Linked DNA regions of Mus musculus: region 1 is linked to region 2. Evidence: chromatin contacts called from ENCODE Hi-C data. All regions are on one chromosome and are shown on one strand. Each heading gives the region's core, a stretch centred on a gene start or an enhancer-like site at or near the end of the contact. The rest is flanking DNA. Distances are from core to core; before and after follow the strand shown.

Region 1 (3,537 bases), core at 937-3,436, 3.5 Mb before region 2:
ACAAAAAAAAAAAACTCACCACCACCACCACCACCAAAAAAACCACCTCAACATTTTAGTAACTGCCGTAATATCTAATTACTAAATTAGCATTTTAACCAATTCCTAGATACAAATCATAGATTTCTACAGTCTTCTTCATTAGTGCTATTATTTTATATTTCCTGTCTCTCTCCTCATTACAGAATAAAAGTTTTAATTTATTTTGTTCTTATACAAAATACATTTATTACCACCAGCATGTGGAGTGTTTTGTTTAAAACAACCAGATAACAGACACACTTATTTCCTGACAACAGTGGCATGAGGGTAGAGAAAGGAGGTTTCATTCTTCTGTAAATGTCTTAACTCACTCAACCTTCCAAATTTAATTCCCTACTATTCAATTCCTAGTGTTGCCGTGAGATCTGTCTACCCTCTGCTACTAAGTTAATATTACAGTCTTAGTAACTGCTATGTATACAAAATAGTAGTTAATGCAATGGAACAAAAAGAGGCTATTAATTACGTACAATGAGTTAGAATATAGAAGTTCAGAATGGAAACCTGTATGCACAAAGATATGCAGTAGAGAGGGAACCATTTAAAATTGAATTTAAAGTACAATAAGCATGGAACATATACCATATCACTAAGAGCAGGAGGACTGGATATAGACTGGCAGCTTCTTACAAGTGAAACATCTATCACTGTACTCCTTGAAAACCAGAAATATTGGTATATTCTGCACTAATCTTTTAATTTGTAATTTTAATGTGTAAAGTCAAATGATTCCCATTCTAAAAAGCTTTCTCCTAAATCCAGTGTTATCAACTGCCACTCATTCAACCAATTTACTTGGCATTCATCCCTACTTTCTAAAACACTTCCCCATTTGGTCGGCTGACTGGTGTTCCCTTGATGTATGTGCCCCAAATTGATGACTGTCTATTTTTTCGTGGCTTTCCTAGCCTATGGTTCCATTTCACACACACAAAGACAGATAAACTTCCAACAACAAGCTGGTATCTCTCCTGAACTTTGGTCAGGAATTTAGTACCCTAAAAATATTGCCTCAGGCTACAATGCATCAATGTATTCAGTACTGAAGTAGAATATGTACATATCATGACAGTTAAACGTGTGTTCATACACTGGCTTCGCTGCATCTTTCCCTTTAAATCCTGTCCCAGTCTCATTTTGAAAGAAGCTACCAGTTTACTTGTGTACCAAGATCATTATCTAAGGAACTGGTCTTAACCTCTTTTACAAAGCTGAACTGTGTTATTAACACGTGGTGTTCCAGTCTGTGATGAAATACTTCAGTGTGGTTCAGTTATATAATGAGTATATATGAATGGATATAAAGACCATACTATACATACTAGATGAATCGGAGGTAAGTGTTGTTTATTCCTGCAATAGCCCAGTTATCTGCATAAATACTCCACTCAATAATGAGATTCATTCACACCTCTGGTTTCACCCAGCATAGGTGCTTGCTTTCATTGTGCATTCCAAATTTGACCACACTGGCTTTTGGAACAGCACTTGGGGATCATTTTATGCTGGAATAGCGTAGTTTAAAACTGCAGGCCCCAGTAAAAGTATGCCGAAAACGTTATTGTGGAACGGATGTGTAACAGTCATTTCCGGAGCCCAGCACGGTTTTTTAAAAAGCAAGTAATTTGACAAGTGACAACACGCTTTCCACTAGTACTCAAACGCAACAAGAAGTCTAATAGTGTGCACCTCTTTATACCTCTTAGGCCCAGGAATCACGGCGGTGACAGTGTAAACCGGGTCTGGATAGCCTAGAATTGAGCAAGTGCAGGGGATGCCCACTGAGGAATGAGGGGCGCCGGGGACACCGAAGCGCCCGGCCCTGCGCTCCCAGAGAGGGTGAGAGAGCTGGGAGGCTCCGGGGGACCGCAAGAGGTGAAGCCAGGTGAAGGAGGCCAAGGGTCCGGAGAGGGAGGCCTGGAGAAAGCTGCCGGCCACGGTCCTCCTTACCGTCCGAGTTGGCCTCTGGGTCGAAACGCTGGCCACAGCCGCGGTTGTAACACAAGAGCGCCATTCCGTCTTCTCGGCGAAATCCACACCACCCGGGACTAGAAGTGAATCACCGCAGCAATCACCAGCACTACTGTTCAGGCCGCAGCTAGCTTCCGGAAGCCGCCGGTACTGCTTCAGGAATTTTCCCGAACGTTCCGGTTGCACAGGCGCAGAAGAGACCGGAAGACGGGCCAGCGTCGGGCGGTGGACAGATTTCCTACCGGACTGCCACAGGTGAGCACAGTCGGGTGGATCCGGACAGTTATAGATGAGACACCAGGGGAGGAAGCGGAAGACTCGGCGAGCGGCGATCTCTTTGTGTTCCACCCCGCATTCTCCCGGCGTGCTTTGTGTTGCGCGGCACGCCGAGTTCACTGCGCAGCCGCGGTCGCTTGCCAGAGGGTAATTGAGGGGTGAGGTCCGCCCCTTTTCCCGGTCCCTCGGTCCAGGTTTATGCAGCGTCAGAACCTATGCTCTTATGCTCCTCTAGAACTGCGTCAGTTACCAAAAATTGAGGTTAAGTCGTCTTACAAAGACAGGACTTTAGAATGAGCAAAATTATGTTTTGAGTGCAGTCCTAGAGTCAATCACAATTCTAAATTGAAATTTCACGTTAGTCATCACGTAACCTACATTCAATCTTTCAGTAGGTCTTGTGACATTTTTAGTGTGCAAAACACATTATTACATTAATAGGCAACTTGCAAACAGTATGGTCCTCAGCACATGCTTTCTATATGATGCTTTTGAAATAGCAGACTGTTTTGATGACGGAAAGTAGTTGTAATTTACCAATAATCCCAAGTTTATTAATGAAGATCTATTCACAACCTTCCTAATCCCAATAATAAAAGTATTCTCATTTTCTGTATCTCTTTTTATGCCTAGAAATATCAAACTTATGTGTTACAACAAAAAATATAATGTATTTATTTAAGCTAATAGAATTTTCATTTTATGCCATTGTTAAGTCATTTATAGTCATTGTTATGAATGTGAAAAAATATAACGTAAAAGCAAAATTCTAGGCCTTTAGGCCCAGGCTTGAGAATGTGACCTCTATGACTCAATGCTCCAAGGGATGCTAATCATAAAACAGCAATATTCCTCCACCCACCAGCTTCCTGGGTTCAAGGAGTGTTCATTCAAAGAAAGTCACCCTGACCCACCCTGACCATTGCTGGAACCCGCTATGCAAATGTGCTATTGTTAGGGGCTCTTAGAAACTGTCTTGAGAAATAATCCCCACAATTACCAGGTATTCCTTGTGACTCTTGTGACTGCACTTCTTTGTGACTCTTAACTGGTATTTTTGGTATTTTCCAACAATGCCCTCCCCACCTCCTTGAGTTGTGGTTTCTTCCTTTAAATACCCCTTTACCCAGCTACTCAGGGCGCCATGGTCTTCTACCCCTGCATGGTGTATGACTGTGAGCACTCTTGAATTAAAAGTCCTCTTGCAGTTTGCAGCGAGACAGTTTCTGGTGAGTGATTTGGGGTGTC
Region 2 (3,367 bases), core at 499-2,998:
CAGAACAGAATTCTTTAAACCCAAACAAAGGTACTTTCAGGTAAATCAGCAGCTTAAGAATTATTAACACCCATTTATACTTAGCATTAAGTTTAGTTCTTTATATCTCAGTCCCTGCAGAGAAAGAGGCAAGCATGGTCACTATCTCTAAAAAATAAGGCCAGACACAGAGATAGTAACTCGTTCATCACACAACCAGTTGCAGAAACAAGACTAAGGCAGTAAAAGTTAGGCTATTTTCACTCGTATAGTTAGTTCACTTTTGTATATAACTCCACAGATCAGAAACATCCACAATTGTATGCACGAAGCCCTGGGTAACCCACAAACTTCTCAGCTCCCACAGCTGTACCCTTCCACTCTCATTCAGACCTCAAAATTAACTGGAAAGGAGTATTATTAGTCTAGTTATGCAAATGAAAATAAAACCAGGCAAGCCAGAGAACTGCTGATCTTCCTAACATTAAACAGCTAATTTTGACCAAGAACTTGAAACCAGAGTGGAAGACACCACTCGTGTTCAAGGATTTTCTTCTGCCACCTGACTTCTATAGTCCTTTTATTTCTTTCCATTTTGTTCAAATTCACTTCAACTAGGGTAACTTACTCTAAAGGACTATTTATAGACTCGAGACTAAGACAAAGCCAGAGAGCATGAGCCTCCCTGCATGGCCATGTAATTACTGCAACACATTCATCTATTGCTCCACCTCATTATTTATTTATTTATTGCTAATAAGCATAAGTATGTGCTTTTAATTATGCATGACAGACGTTTTGGGGGATACTCTATCCATTATTAAATTCTGTTGCTGTTTATATTAAAATATCACTTTTCTCGTAAGGTCATCACAATTAATATGTCAGGCTTACAGTGGATCTGTGGGGCTCATTTTTATAGTAGAGTTCCTCTGTACCAGGTTCCTCTCCAAGTGTTCAGGTATGTCAGAAAAACCACTCGAATCCAAACTCTAAAAATAAATACCAAAATGCACATATTATAAAGGTTGCACATATTTCACTAACATGAGCTCAGTTGCAGGGTAGACTTTTTGAACAAGCGCTAGTGATTTTGAGAAAGTCCTATGTACGTCTTCAACACTTACTATAATTGTTTCATGACCTAAGAACAGAAAGCCACATCCTGAAGTGAAGTCCTAATTGCACTATCACTACTATTTCTCTACTATCTTCTTCATGAGATTGGTGTGTAGTAAACCCCTGGACAGGAAAAATGAAACGTAACTTTCTACGTGCATAATTTAAGCTGCTCCGCGCAGGACTTTGAATCAGAGGCCACCCCATACTCTTAACACTAACATGGGTTTTATGGGGCAGCCCACATTTAAAGACAGAATAAATAACCAACACATGGTCTAAGTGGAACACCTCGCATCCCCAGCTCGGCGAAGGCGGCGCTGCCACTACAGGAGACCTCCCACCCGCGGGACTCCGAGGCGGACTCCGAGGCGGAACGCAGAGCCCGCATCCCTCCATGCCCACCCGGCCCGTCTTCCCTAACGGCCCCACGCACTCGGGGCTTCCGTTCGCCCCGGACCCGCACGCTACAAGACCGTAGCAAAGCCTAAGTTACCCAACATGGACTTGTCAGAGTCGACCAGGGAGGCCACAAGCCATCTCTACCTCAGGAAAAGGGGGCGGGAGTCTCCAGAACCACAAGAAAACCGCTCCCAGAAACCTGAATTAGGCGCGGGAGAGCGGCATCCGTACTTCTCGCGAGATCCATTGATGACGTGACATCACAGAATGTCTAGATTCTCATTGGCTACAGAATGGCTCCGTCACCTCACAGGAGCCAATCCTGAGCAGCGAAGGGGCGAACCCGGAAAGGAAGTTCTCGGTGAGGTTCTCTCTGTGAAAGGTGAGGCGCGTGTCCGGAGCGGTGGGGCGGGCGGCTGTGGGCGGCCGGCCACCTCGCAGGTAGCATCGTGGCAGAGTCTTCGCTTTGCGATTCGGAAGGCCTCGCCTGCTAGACCAAAGACCTTTCTTCCCTGCTTCCCCTGACGATCGCCCCAGAAGCCTCGGTTTTGTGTTTTCAGAGAACCTTGAAGAAAGTGCAGTAGAAATGATTTGGAGCCTTGAGTTAGAGCAGACCCCCTCAGGACCTCAGAAGGGCCCGTGTACCGCAGCGACAGTGATCTGTCAGTACCCGAGCGCAGGCCTCTGAAATGGGGGGCTCCACCCAATGAGATGAGAACTGGAACAGTTGCTATCTCTCTCAAAATGGAGGGTTCCCTTTAAATTAGGAAATGCATCCTATTCCTCCATAATAGTATGCATCGAGCTTTATACCCAGAGTCGAGATACATTTGGGTTTGATTTTTTAATTAAGCATACCAAGACAATAAGTTAAGAATTAATATGAAGGAGTTTTCAGGTGTGGGAAGGGGGGCTGCGATCTGTGCCATATTTTGGTTAGTGACATCTGTTAAGCGCTTAATGAATTGGTGTATAGTAGCTTTTTAAAAAATGAGTTTGAAGTGAAAGGAAATATTGAAAATGTTAAGAAAATAGTTCTGATAGTTCTTTTAAAAAAGAAAAAAGAAAAACACAATGCTGCCAAAACCTTAACAAATCCCTTAATGGAGTTTATAGGCCCTAAGAAGTCATTGGTCATGATTCTGATACTCTTGTCACTAGTGATGAAGCTTAATTGGACAATGGAATATTAAACTTGAAATTAAGTAGAACAAATCTATGAGGAGTGTGTATAACTAAGTTCCTCTTAGAGGCCATTCAGAGCAAGATTAAATGATAGGTCTTAAGTTTAATGATACAAATAGTTCTTAATGCAGGTTACATACAAATGGCATAATAATCTGTGTTAAAGATGGCCTATCCTTAAAAGCTTAATAGCAAAACAATATAAGACATAGCACCTGAAATAATAAACATTAGATTCTAATTGGGTCAACAGAAAGAAGTGGTAACACTAACAATAGCAACAAAAAACTGCCAAATTCAACAAATATGGTTAAAAGATTGATGGTTTTCAAAGTAACTTCTCATTTTCTTTAAGGCTTATGTGCTAGGTAACTCTTGAAGTTGATGTCAGTGTATAAATTAATATGGCAGTTTATCAGAAGACTAATCTTTTAGGACTGGGTGAACTATGGTCCTCCTGTGTACTCACTGTCAGGACTCCATCAGTTTTAACATACCTAAATTAATAGATTAAAATTAAGATAGTTGTAGCCATTTACTTAGTAGAAGAAAGCATTTCTAAAAGGTAAAGACTATAAATGATCATAGATAGCAGAAATCTCTGAAATCTTATATTTAGTAAACTTAATGGATATGAGAAAACACCAAAGCCTTATGACATAGAATTTATCTGGCTTGTTTG

What was found. Hi-C counts contacts between places; a loop is a spot of excess contacts on that map.
Region 1: a loop to region 2 is called in a map of left cerebral cortex, with 6 times the contacts of the local background. The contact joins the promoter of Chordc1 here to the promoter of Mre11a in region 2. A Hi-C loop is called at or near these places in 2 of 37 maps with a recorded cell type or tissue (left cerebral cortex and v-Abl transformed pro-B cells).

What each region holds. Positions count from the first base shown.
Region 1 is chr9:18,290,916-18,294,452 of GRCm38, reverse strand. It overlaps Chordc1 (cysteine and histidine-rich domain (CHORD)-containing, zinc-binding protein 1), which reads right to left and starts at 2,186. Exons shown (of 11, transcript NM_025844.2): 1 at 1,993-2,186. The coding sequence starts at 2,056. Gm51667 (a long non-coding RNA gene) reads left to right here and starts at 1,188. Exons shown (of 4, transcript XR_003948105.1): 1 at 1,188-1,378; 2 at 1,749-2,268.
Region 2 is chr9:14,783,035-14,786,401 of GRCm38, reverse strand. Mre11a (MRE11A homolog A, double strand break repair nuclease) reads right to left here and starts at 1,748. Exons shown (of 20, transcript NM_018736.3): 1 at 1,645-1,748; 2 at 874-971. The coding sequence starts at 893. It overlaps Ankrd49 (ankyrin repeat domain 49), which reads left to right and starts at 1,829. Exons shown (of 3, transcript NM_019683.4): 1 at 1,829-1,882.